Regions from separate parts of the Mus musculus genome. Here region 2 is linked to region 1. A link is a contact called in ENCODE Hi-C data. All regions are on one chromosome and are shown on one strand. Each heading gives the region's core, a stretch centred on a gene start or an enhancer-like site at or near the end of the contact. The rest is flanking DNA. Distances are from core to core; before and after follow the strand shown. Region 1 holds the start of Ankfy1 (ankyrin repeat and FYVE domain containing 1). Region 2 holds the start of Nol11 (nucleolar protein 11).

What was found. Hi-C counts contacts between places; a loop is a spot of excess contacts on that map.
Region 2: a loop to region 1 is called in a map of T-helper 2 cell, with 50 times the contacts of the local background. The contact joins the promoter of Nol11 here to the promoter of Ankfy1 in region 1. A Hi-C loop is called at or near these places in 4 of 37 maps with a recorded cell type or tissue (T-helper 1 cell, T-helper 17 cell, T-helper 2 cell and 1 more).

What each region holds. Positions count from the first base shown.
Region 1 is chr11:72,688,095-72,693,534 of GRCm38, forward strand. Ankfy1 (ankyrin repeat and FYVE domain containing 1) reads left to right here and starts at 1,908. Exons shown (of 25, transcript NM_009671.5): 1 at 1,908-1,940. The coding sequence starts at 1,931.
Region 2 is chr11:107,186,652-107,191,517 of GRCm38, forward strand. Nol11 (nucleolar protein 11) reads right to left here and starts at 2,730. Exons shown (of 18, transcript NM_133702.3): 1 at 2,466-2,730; 2 at 158-271; 3 at 1-40. The coding sequence starts at 2,606. It overlaps Gm39425 (a long non-coding RNA gene), which reads left to right and starts at 2,676. Exons shown (of 3, transcript XR_880257.3): 1 at 2,676-2,868. It also overlaps the pseudogene Gm11718.

The DNA of each region.
Region 1 (5,440 bases), core at 658-3,157:
GCTACACTTTCACACATAACCTATAAAAGAAATACAGTACTTGAATGCTCACAAAATCTCATTCTTCACAATACTAGAAACCATGTTTTTATTAAGCAAGTTTCTTGATAGTAGATTTTGGTATCTGTGCATCATAAAGGATCTGGCCAAATTTTTAGGATAATCCAGGGCAAGAGTATCTCAACTAGAAACAAGTTGGAGCCTTGTCAAACCTTCCAAAACGAAGTGGGACTCGGATCTCCCGCCTAGAGCAACTTCCCGCTCCACTTTCATTCACCCCTTGTCTGCTCTGGCTCCTCCCTTTGCCACGCCTCCATCCATGGATACCTCTGACCCTAGCATTTGGAAAAGCAGGAGGACCAGTAATTCTAGACCAGTCTGTACTCCATGAGACTTGTCCAAAAAAGTGAAAACAAAAACAAACAAAAAACCTGGCTCAGATTAAGTTTGCTGGGCTTGCAAAGCAAGGCAAAGAGAAAACATGCTGCAAACAGATGTCAGATATGACAGCACTTTCCAACCAGTTAAGTTGTTTTAATGTTAGGAGCTTGAGTATTTTTAGGGGATAGAAGAGTCTGTTTATGCTCAAAGCTGGTTTATCTAGCCACCTGAAGATCTCAAAAACTCATTTGACACACCTATGAACCATCCTCAGCAAGGCAGTGAAGCTTTGAGCTCAGGCACTTCTATTGAAACTAACAAATATTGTTTCTTTAATCACATGTCGCTTATCCAGGGCCACTACTTTAACACTGCCCTGTTATTTCCTTCACTACTGTAGTCTGCTACAATCGGAACATCAGTTTTTAGTACATAATTATCCTTAATGTATTTAAGTGTCCTTCTCTTCCATTTTCTAAGTGTTTTTCAGCCAGGGTCGTCCCCTTTTCAAAATTTTAACCATTGCCCTTACATTTTTATAATCTGAACTCAATCCCTTCATTATTCCATTTCATTGCCCTCTAATGCTTTCTTTAACTGTGGCAGATCTTCCTAAAATCTTAACTGTTCTCTAAGTCACTACTTAACTGTTGATGCATTATTTCTATTCTCCTTTGTTGACCTGGAGGCTTCAGGTGTGCTAAGTACATATTCGTTACCCGGGCCAAGAAAAAGTATTTATGTCAAGTGTGGTGGCACTTGCCTTTAATCGCAGCACTCCAGGCAGAGGCACTAGGGTCTCTTATCAGTGTCAGGCCAGCCTGGTCTACATAGTAAGTTCCAGAACAGCCAGGATTATGTAGAGAAACCCTGTCTCAATTCCCCACTCTACCTACTCCACAGCCAAAAAAGGCATACTATCTAGGATTGTCAGCCCTCTATTTTGCTATTATAAAAATCATCTAATCATTCTCACATTCACAAAAGGTTTAAGCTCCTGGTTTACAATCTGAATTCCTTCTCCATGGCCTTGTCAACCGTTATTAGCTCCTAGTGTTATTTGGCTTTGCCACTTTGACCTCAGGGATCTCACAATTTTGCTTACATAAAATTGTATAGAGATTTGCAGTTTTTGCGACCCCTATATTTGTAACCAGTGTGTTTGCCTGTTTGATAACCCAAGTTGTCTGGTTTTAGCCATAAAAATTCCCAAAGCCCTGGAGAAATGCTATCATTTAAGTATTAGGACAGCGTCCCACGTGGTTACAAAGTAACTTAAAGATCCGCAGTCCCTGCCTCAGAATAGTCCATGTTTGCTCTACCCTGACGATCGCCTGGAGTACGAGATAGCCCAGTCCGCGCTTGTCAAACCTTCCAAAACGAAGTGGGACTCGGACCTCCCGCCTAGAGCAACTTCCCGCTCCACTTTCATTCACCCCTTGTCTGCTCTGGCTCCTCCCTTTGCCACGCCTCCATCCATTCTCGCGAGACTTGATGATTCCCTTGCGCCGGCATTTATCGCGAGGCTGTAGGCAGGGCCGGGCCCGACATGGCGGAAGGTAGGTTTTTTGTGGGGTGGCACGGGAAGACGCGAAGCAATAGGGGTACCACTGGCCGGGCACAGAAGCCCCTGGAAGGGTTGTCCGGCTGTGGTCGTACGGTGCATCACGTGTCTCGCGAGCCTTCCTATGTAGCGTTTCGGGGCTCCCCGGGCCGGGGTTCTCAGCGCCGTTCCTATGGCAACGCCCCTCCTGCAGTCTGTCTTCACTCGTCACCCCCCGCCCCCAACCCCGATCCCGGTAGTCTCAGAACGAGAAAGGGGTCGGGTCCTGGGAGCGAATGCACCCGCGGGACTCGAGAAAGCTGTAGAGGAGCTTCTTGTGCCAGCCATGCTGGAACGGGGAGGGAAGTGCCCCTCTCCTTAGGAAATCGAAACTGCTGTCATGGCAGGTCCTGCATCCGGAAGGGTGCATCTCTTGCCTGCGGAAGAGCTTGGGACTCTTCCTTGGAAGAGCCGGGACTGCAGCTGGACGACGGGCTTCTTGGGCGTGCGCTGTAATAGTCTTTAAGCTTTTTGGCAGCCCTAGCAAATGTGGGCACGCTCAGATTCTCTGAGGTTTACAAAGGGGCAAAAGGAGATGTTTCCTCAGTAAGGAAGTTGACCAAGGTCACACTGCTTGAAAGAGGTGTGCTAAAGCCAGGCTTCGGTTCCTTTACCTCCTGCTTTAGTCCTTCGTCTCTTTTTTAGTACTTTACGACATTGCAGGTAAAGGCATCCGGTTTCTCAGGTGCAGCCTCCCTTAAGGAATAATGTTAGGATCTTTGCTTGCCATAGCTTTACTGTATGAGTTGGGGTGAAAGCCCTGAGATAGTGAGTTACCTAGTAGTGATCAGACAATATTAGACCTGGCCGGTGTGCTTCTCCTGTGTACCCCATTGTTGGAGAAAAATACTTCTTGTTGGACTTTGTTGAGTGGCTGAAGATTTACTTGATCTAGACCTGGCCTATTTTGTTTTTGTCTTTTGTTTGTATTTTTTGGTAAGTGTTGATTAAACTCATCATTTCTTGATCTGAGATTTGGGTAGTGTGACAGTTTGTGTAGTCTTCTCAGATTTGAATTAGGTTTAAGAGTGACACGAAGTAGGCCTGCCAGGTGTGTTATTTGCCCTTTATAGTTAAGTGAACTGAGGCCAGATTCATGGCTGGGACTGGATTCTGTTTTCATTTTTACTTTTTCTATCTGTTAAACACCTTGGAGGTGGTGAACATTGTCCAACAGAGGAGGAGAAAGCGAAGTGACTGAAAGTGCTGGGTGTGGTGATGTATGCCTGCCTGCTTGTAGTTCCTTCATTCAGCACTTGGAAGGATCTGGAATTTAGGGTCATTCACAGCCTACCTGGAGTGCATGAAACCCTGTTCAAAAAATGAACTAGATGATTTTGCACACCACGGAATGTTGTGTACCTGTTGCTCAGCAGCGAGGTTTGGGAGGAAGGTTCAGGAAGGCACGATGTGAGATCGTGAGCAGTGTAGAGCCTTTAAGAAGGAATCTGCGTGTTGGGGAAATGCATGACCAAGTTTCAGGTCGTGGAGGAGGGAGTTTCTCAGTCCGTAGTTGTATTGAGAACTTAATTGTGTTTGTGCTCAGGTTCCAGTTGTGGGGAATTCATACAGGCCAAGGTTAGTACACTGCGTGTTTACTTTTGGTTGCCTTGAGGTGATTAGAAACATCTATCTAGCCAGAGGACAATACACCTTAAGGACAAACCAAACATTTTTCCAGGATTAATCGGATGGAGGGATGAGGTGATCGGGAGATGATAGTCTCTGACCTCAGTCTACCCTAGCTACACTCCAGATTCCTAAGTCCCAGTGAAGACTGTTGAAAATGATGTTGCAGAACTCAACTAGGAAAATTTGAGGAATGGCAAGAAAAACAAAATTACTAAAGATATTTTGTTTCTTATGTTGGCATGTGTTTTTGTTTGGTTTGGTTCTGCTGCTGCTTGTCAGAGCCAGCTGCTGTTCAGAGATAGTCATAAACAAAAATAGCAAATTTTTGTGGAATTAAATTTGAAGATTATTTGTCAGCATACTCTGGAAACGTTCCTGGTAATTGGCTGTTTGGTTCAGGTTTGGGAATTAGTGCTGAGGAATGGCAAGCAGGACCTGAGACACCATGCATTCCGGAAGTTGTCTGCCTTGGATAGGAAGCTTCCTTTTTCCTATGCCTGCTCACATGACTGAATACAGGCACTTAAGTCTACTCTAAAAGACTGTTTTCCTTCCTTTTAAATTTTTTTTGACACACAGTCTAGCTTTTAGCCCTAGTGGACCTGGAACTTGCTGGGTAAATGGGACTGGTTTGGAAGTCACAGAGACACTGCCTTCCGACGTCTCCCGAATTTGGGATTTAACAAAAGGGGTGTGCTACCATCCCAGCCTCTAAAAGGGATTTCTCTTTCCATTTTGTACACTATTTTGTACAACCTAATCTGTGTTTTCTTCATGCTCCACTGAGCCATTATAAGTTTCCCTGTGGCCTTCCTGTTTTCACTTTTCTCCTTCAGTTTACTCGCCCACAGCCTCTTTTCAGCTTTTCACATTCTCTTTAAAGCAAACCTGATCTGTGTCAGATGTGGTGGCTCCCACACTTGGGAGATAAAAACTGTAGAAGCAACAGTTCAAGGACTTCCTCAGCTACATGACAGGTTCAAGGCCAGCCAGGGATACATGAAACTTTGTCTCAAAAAGAATGAAAATCATGGCCAGGTCACCAGCTCAGTGGCTACAGGCTTGCTACCAAGCCTGACACCTGCATTGGTCACAGAGAAGGTGGGAATTGACTCCACAGATTGTCACAATAGTGCCACTTCAGTGCTCAGCAGCCATGGTATCGTCCCCCTTAACGAAAGCCTTAAACACAAACTCAGCTTTTACCTCTCTGATTCTTTCAAATATTCTTTCAAAGAATTTATATTTATGTTTATCTTACATGTATGTATATGTACACCACATATATATATGTATGTATGTATATATATATATATATATATATATATATATATATATATATATATATATATATATATATATATGCCTGATGCCTGAGGAAGCCAGACGAGGATGTCAGATCCTCTGAGCTGGACTTAACAAATGGTTGTGAGCCACCCTGTGGTTGTTGAGAATTGAACATTGGTCCTCTGGAAGAGCAACCAGTGTTTTGTTTTGTTTTCCCCCGAGATAGGGTTTCTCTGTATAGCCCTGGTTGTCCTGGAACTCACTTTGTAGACCAGGCTGGCCTCGAACTCAGAAATCCGCCAGCCTCTGCCTCCCCACGCCCGGCTGCAGCCAGTGTTCTTAATCACTGATCCATCTCTCCAGCCCCACCTCTCCTGTCCTTAGAATCTCAATTGAGGGATTGCCTGCATCATATTGACTTGTAGACAAGTCAGTTGTTCATTTTCTTGATTTGATTTGATTTTCTTGATTGATTTGGGAGGGGCCAGACCACTGTGAGTGGTGCCACCTCTGGACAGACAGTCATGGTTTGTATTA
Region 2 (4,866 bases), core at 1,480-3,979, about 34 Mb after region 1:
TATCCACGTTTACGTCATCATTATTCCATATTCTCAAAACCTTAAATCAAAAAAGCACATGGTTTAAGTAGTACTACATTGCTTATTTACATGGAAAGAACAATCAATACATGTAATACAGCTTATGTTACACATATTAACATGTTTTCAATTTTACCTTATGGTCATGTACCATAATATACTCTCCAGTCTGAAAGTTGCACACAGCAGGGCATGTTATACTCTGACCTTGCTTCACCGACCAGCTGCCCAACGGTTTCTGGTCAGAAACCTGGCAAAAGAATACACAATTTAAGAATTTAGCTTCGGATGTTAGAGAAAATTAGATTTAATAAACAAAAAAAGCAGCCCTTGAATGACAGCACTGAATATGATTTCTAACGTTGTGACGTACCTAAACTAAAATAACGAAGGCTGACAGAGAGTGATAGCTGCTGGGGGCTGGGAGGAATTATTAGTCTTTCTGTGTAGTCTAGGCTGGCCTCAAAACCAAAATTCTCTTACCTCAAGTTCTAGAGTGGATAGATATTAATTATTTTTAATTACATGTATGTATTTATTTGTGTGCACACACACTTATAAACCCAGAGGCTAGAGGACAGTTTTCAGGAGTCAGTTCCTTTCCTTCTAGCACATGTATCTGGGGAATTGAATCCAGGTCATTAGACTTGGTGACAAGTACCTTTACCAGCTGGGCCATCTCAACAGCCCTCAGAACTTGCACAGATTAAGAGTTCCTTGGAGGTGGATTGTGGTGATGTCTATACAACAATGTACCATTTCACTATTTGCACACTTAGCAGTTGTGATGATCAAGTGTCATCTTTAAATTCTAACTAGGTGTGATGGTTCACACTTGTATCCTTAGCACTGGGAGGCTGAGACAGGATAGGGAATTCTGCATGCCTTTGATCCCAGCACTTGGAAGGTGGAGCCAGAGGCCAGCCTGGTCTATATAGTGAGTTTCAGGACAGGTAGAGATACACAGGGAGAAACTGTTTCAAACAACAACAACAAACAAACAAAAACCCAAAGCCAGACCTGTCTCAAAAACAAAACAAAAATCCTCCAAAACTCTTAACAATATGAAAATTAATACAAGACACTCTGTATGAACAATGATACAATTAAAAATGAATTGATTGGGGGCTGGAGAGATGGCTCAGCAGTTAAGAGCGCCGACTGCTCTTCCAAAGGTCCTGAGTTCAAATCCCAGCAACCACATGGTGGCTCGCAACCATCTGTAACAAAAAATCTGATGCCCTCTTCTGGAGTGTCTGAAAACAGCTACAGTGTGCTTACATATAATAAATAAATAAATATTAAAAAAAAAAAAAGAATTGATTACTTGTGGAACAGAGGTAGAGAAAATCAGGTTGGTGCAAGTCCACCTAACTGTCATCAACTATTGTATTCCTATGCAGAAACTGCCAAATTAGTAGACAGCCCCAAGTTTGAAGGGAAGTTTAAACCAACAGTATAGGGGATTGTTGGCAACCTGTCCCCAAAACAATAAAACACTTGGGTAACTTTTTTTTTCCTGAATAACTTAGTTTTTCGGTTGTTCCTGTTGTTTTTACGTACACTGGTGTTTTGTTTGCTTGTATGTCTGTGTGAGGGTGTTAGATCCCGTTGTTACAGTTGTGAGCTGCAATGTGGGTGCTGGGAATTGAACCCCAGTCCTCCGGAAGAGCAGCCAATACTCTCTCCAGCCCTTGCAGATGGATAACTTTTTTAATGACACAAGAAACTGTTCAGGGGCATTGGTGGTGGTGGCACACGCCTTTAATTCCAATGCATCTCTATGAGTTCGGTTTACAGAGTCAGGACAGCCAGGGCTACACAGAGAAACCCTGTTTCGAAAACCCAAAATACTAACCAAAATGACGACAACAACAACAAACTTCAAAACTCCAGCTTAAAAAACGTGCTTTGTAGATGATTGCTATAACAAGGCTCTACGTATGCTTGTTGAGCCGGGAATCAGGCTGCAAAGCGGGTGAGACTGCGACTTTCACAGTGTGATGCAGAACTGTCCAATCTTTCTAGGACACCAAGAAATCCCTGCCTCTTCCCACCATCCGACTCACCCCGCCCCCGGGACCCCAAGGAGCGGAGGATGTCCTGGAGAACACACATTTTCAACCTGTCAGTGTCATGCAAGCTGCTGGGTGACAGACGTGGTCCCCTCGGCCAGGCTCTGTCCCCGGGGAAAGGGGAGGCACAGGTCCCCAGCTCATCCCATGTGCACCCAGACACCGCCGCACGTCACTCGGAAATACGCCGGTCCTCACTACTGACAAACAACTTCTGAACCTCATGCGGCGTCCCGCCGACTCTGTCGCACCCCGGGTCTCTGTCACGCCCGCTCCCGGCTTTCCTTCCCAAGTGTGAGAAACTCAAGCCTCCCGCCCCCGGCTTCGGACAGAGGCGAGACACCTGCCGGCCAGCCCCACCGTCCTCACCTTGTAAAGGACGACGGTCCTGCCGCTGTCCGTCACTAGGAACTGGTCGGCTTTGTCAGTCTGCTCTACACCTAGGAATCCCTCAGGCCCGGCGCCTAAGACTCCAGTAGACAACGTGAATTCTTCTTCCAGGGTTGCCATTTTGGGTTGGCCTACAGCCCGGGCATGCTTCCCGGCAGCCTTTGTGCTTCCTCTCGCGAGAGCGACCGACACCAAGGAGGAAAATCAGCTCGAGCAGAACTGCGACCCCTGGCGGGCGGAAGAGGAGGAGGCGAACACCGCCCAGTGGGTGGAGTCTAGACCACGTGCGAACGCTCAAGACCCTCGAGGCCACGCCTCCCGGCTAGTAGAGACAGAAATCGCTGAGTCGGCTCCCTTGCCCTCTTGTTTCACCTCTTGGAAGGTGAGAGATAAGTTTAAAAACGGCCTGATATAAAAAAAAACATATTTTAAAAATATGCTAGTGAACTCTAAAAAGTCCTACCACAATATGCCAGAAGGGAAAAATATTAACCTGCAGATGGCAGTTAAGGTTCTGTTTCAAAATGCCTAATCTCGCTTACCCTAACCCTCCAGAGACGGCTAGTTCGTGGGCATTTATTTTAACTATCGTTTTTGGTGCTGGTAGAGAAATCTTTTCCAGATTATCAGAATGTACAACTCTTTTGATTAAAAAAACAACAAAACAAAACAAAAACCCGAAATCTAGCTGGGCGTGGCGGCACATGCCTTTGATCCCAGCACTCTGGAGACTGAGGCAGGGGGATCTCAGTAAATTCGAGATCAATTTGGTCTACATAGAATTCTAGGCCAGCCTTAGCTACACAGAAAGACTGACTATCTTTTTTTTTTTAAGTTTTTATTTATTATTATACATAAGTACACTGTAATTGTCTTCAGATGTGCCTGAAGAAGGTGTCAGGTCTCATTACGATGGTTGTGAACCACCATGTGGTTGCTGGGATTCGAACGCAGGACCTTTGATAGAGCAGTCAGTGCTCTTAGCACTGAGTCATCTCGCCAGCCCCAAGACTGACTGTCTTTAAAGGTTTTTTGTTTTATCTTTTTTTTTTTTTTTTTTGGTTTTATGAAACAGGGTTTCTCTGTATAGCCCTGGCTGTCCTGGAACTCACTCTGTAGACAAGGCTGGCCTTGAAATCAGAAATCTGCCTGCCTCTGCCTCTCAAGTGCACCACCATGCCAGGCTTGTTTTATTTATATGAGTCCACTACAGCTGTCTTCAGAGACACACTAGAAGAGAGTGAATCAAATCCCATTACAGATGGTTGTGAGCCACCATGTGGATGCTGGGAATTGAACTCAGGACCTCTGGAACAGCAGCCAGTGCTCTTAACCTCTGAGCCATCTCTCCAGCCCTAAGACTGTCTTTAAGAACAAACAAAAAAAGAAACTTAGCAGGACTTGCCCAGCCCTTGGCAGGCTGAGGCAGACTGATCGACAGGTTGGCAGCCAGCCTTGGCTCCTGGGAGATGCATTCACAGAATGAAATCAACAGTGCTCTGTGCTCACGTTAGCCATGCTTCCATTAACCTCAGTATGGGTGAAGAATCACACAAGTTTCATTTCTGAAGATTCCCCCACTCTCTGACAGACAGCTAAGGCCAGGACAGTTTACTGCTTGTATAATTTGGAGGTGGGGCTTGTGAATTTTACAGGTTGCAGCTTACTTAGACTTGAAAATTTTGTTTACTTCCTGAGTCTCCTAGATCTTGCACCTCCTTCTTCCCTCCTAGGAAGCATTCAGAGGCACTACTGCAGTTTGAGCAAACTGTTGCACAATGTATGCATATGTCTATACACATATATACATACATACACACATTGTTTCTGTTTTGTTTTGTTTTGTTTGAAATGGGGTATTCTGTACTCTAGGCTGGCCTGGAACTTACCTGGTAATATGTATCACTAGGCCCTTGTTTATTTGTATCTGTATCCACCACCAGCACTATCTTGTGTCTGGACCTGGTTGGTCAGGACCTGATAGACGACCTCATGATACCTCATAAGATCCTGACTGAGCCAGGCTACAGCTTTACTACCACAGCTGAGACAGAAGTTGTAGGTGACATTAAGGAGGGGCTCTGCCATGTTGCCCTGGATTTTGAGCAAGAAATGACTACTGTTGCATCCTCCCCTTCCTTGGAGAAGAGCTATGAGTTGCCTGATGGGCAGGTAATCACTGTTAACAATGAGTGATTATGGTGTCCAGACGGGACTCTTTCAACCTTCCTTCCTGGACATGGAGTCCTGTGGCATCCATAAGACTCCCTTCAACTCCCTCATGACATGTGGTGGTACCACCCTGTATTCAGGCAATGCTGACAGGATGCAGAAGGAGATTACAGCCCTAGCACTTGGCACAACAAAAATTAAGATCATT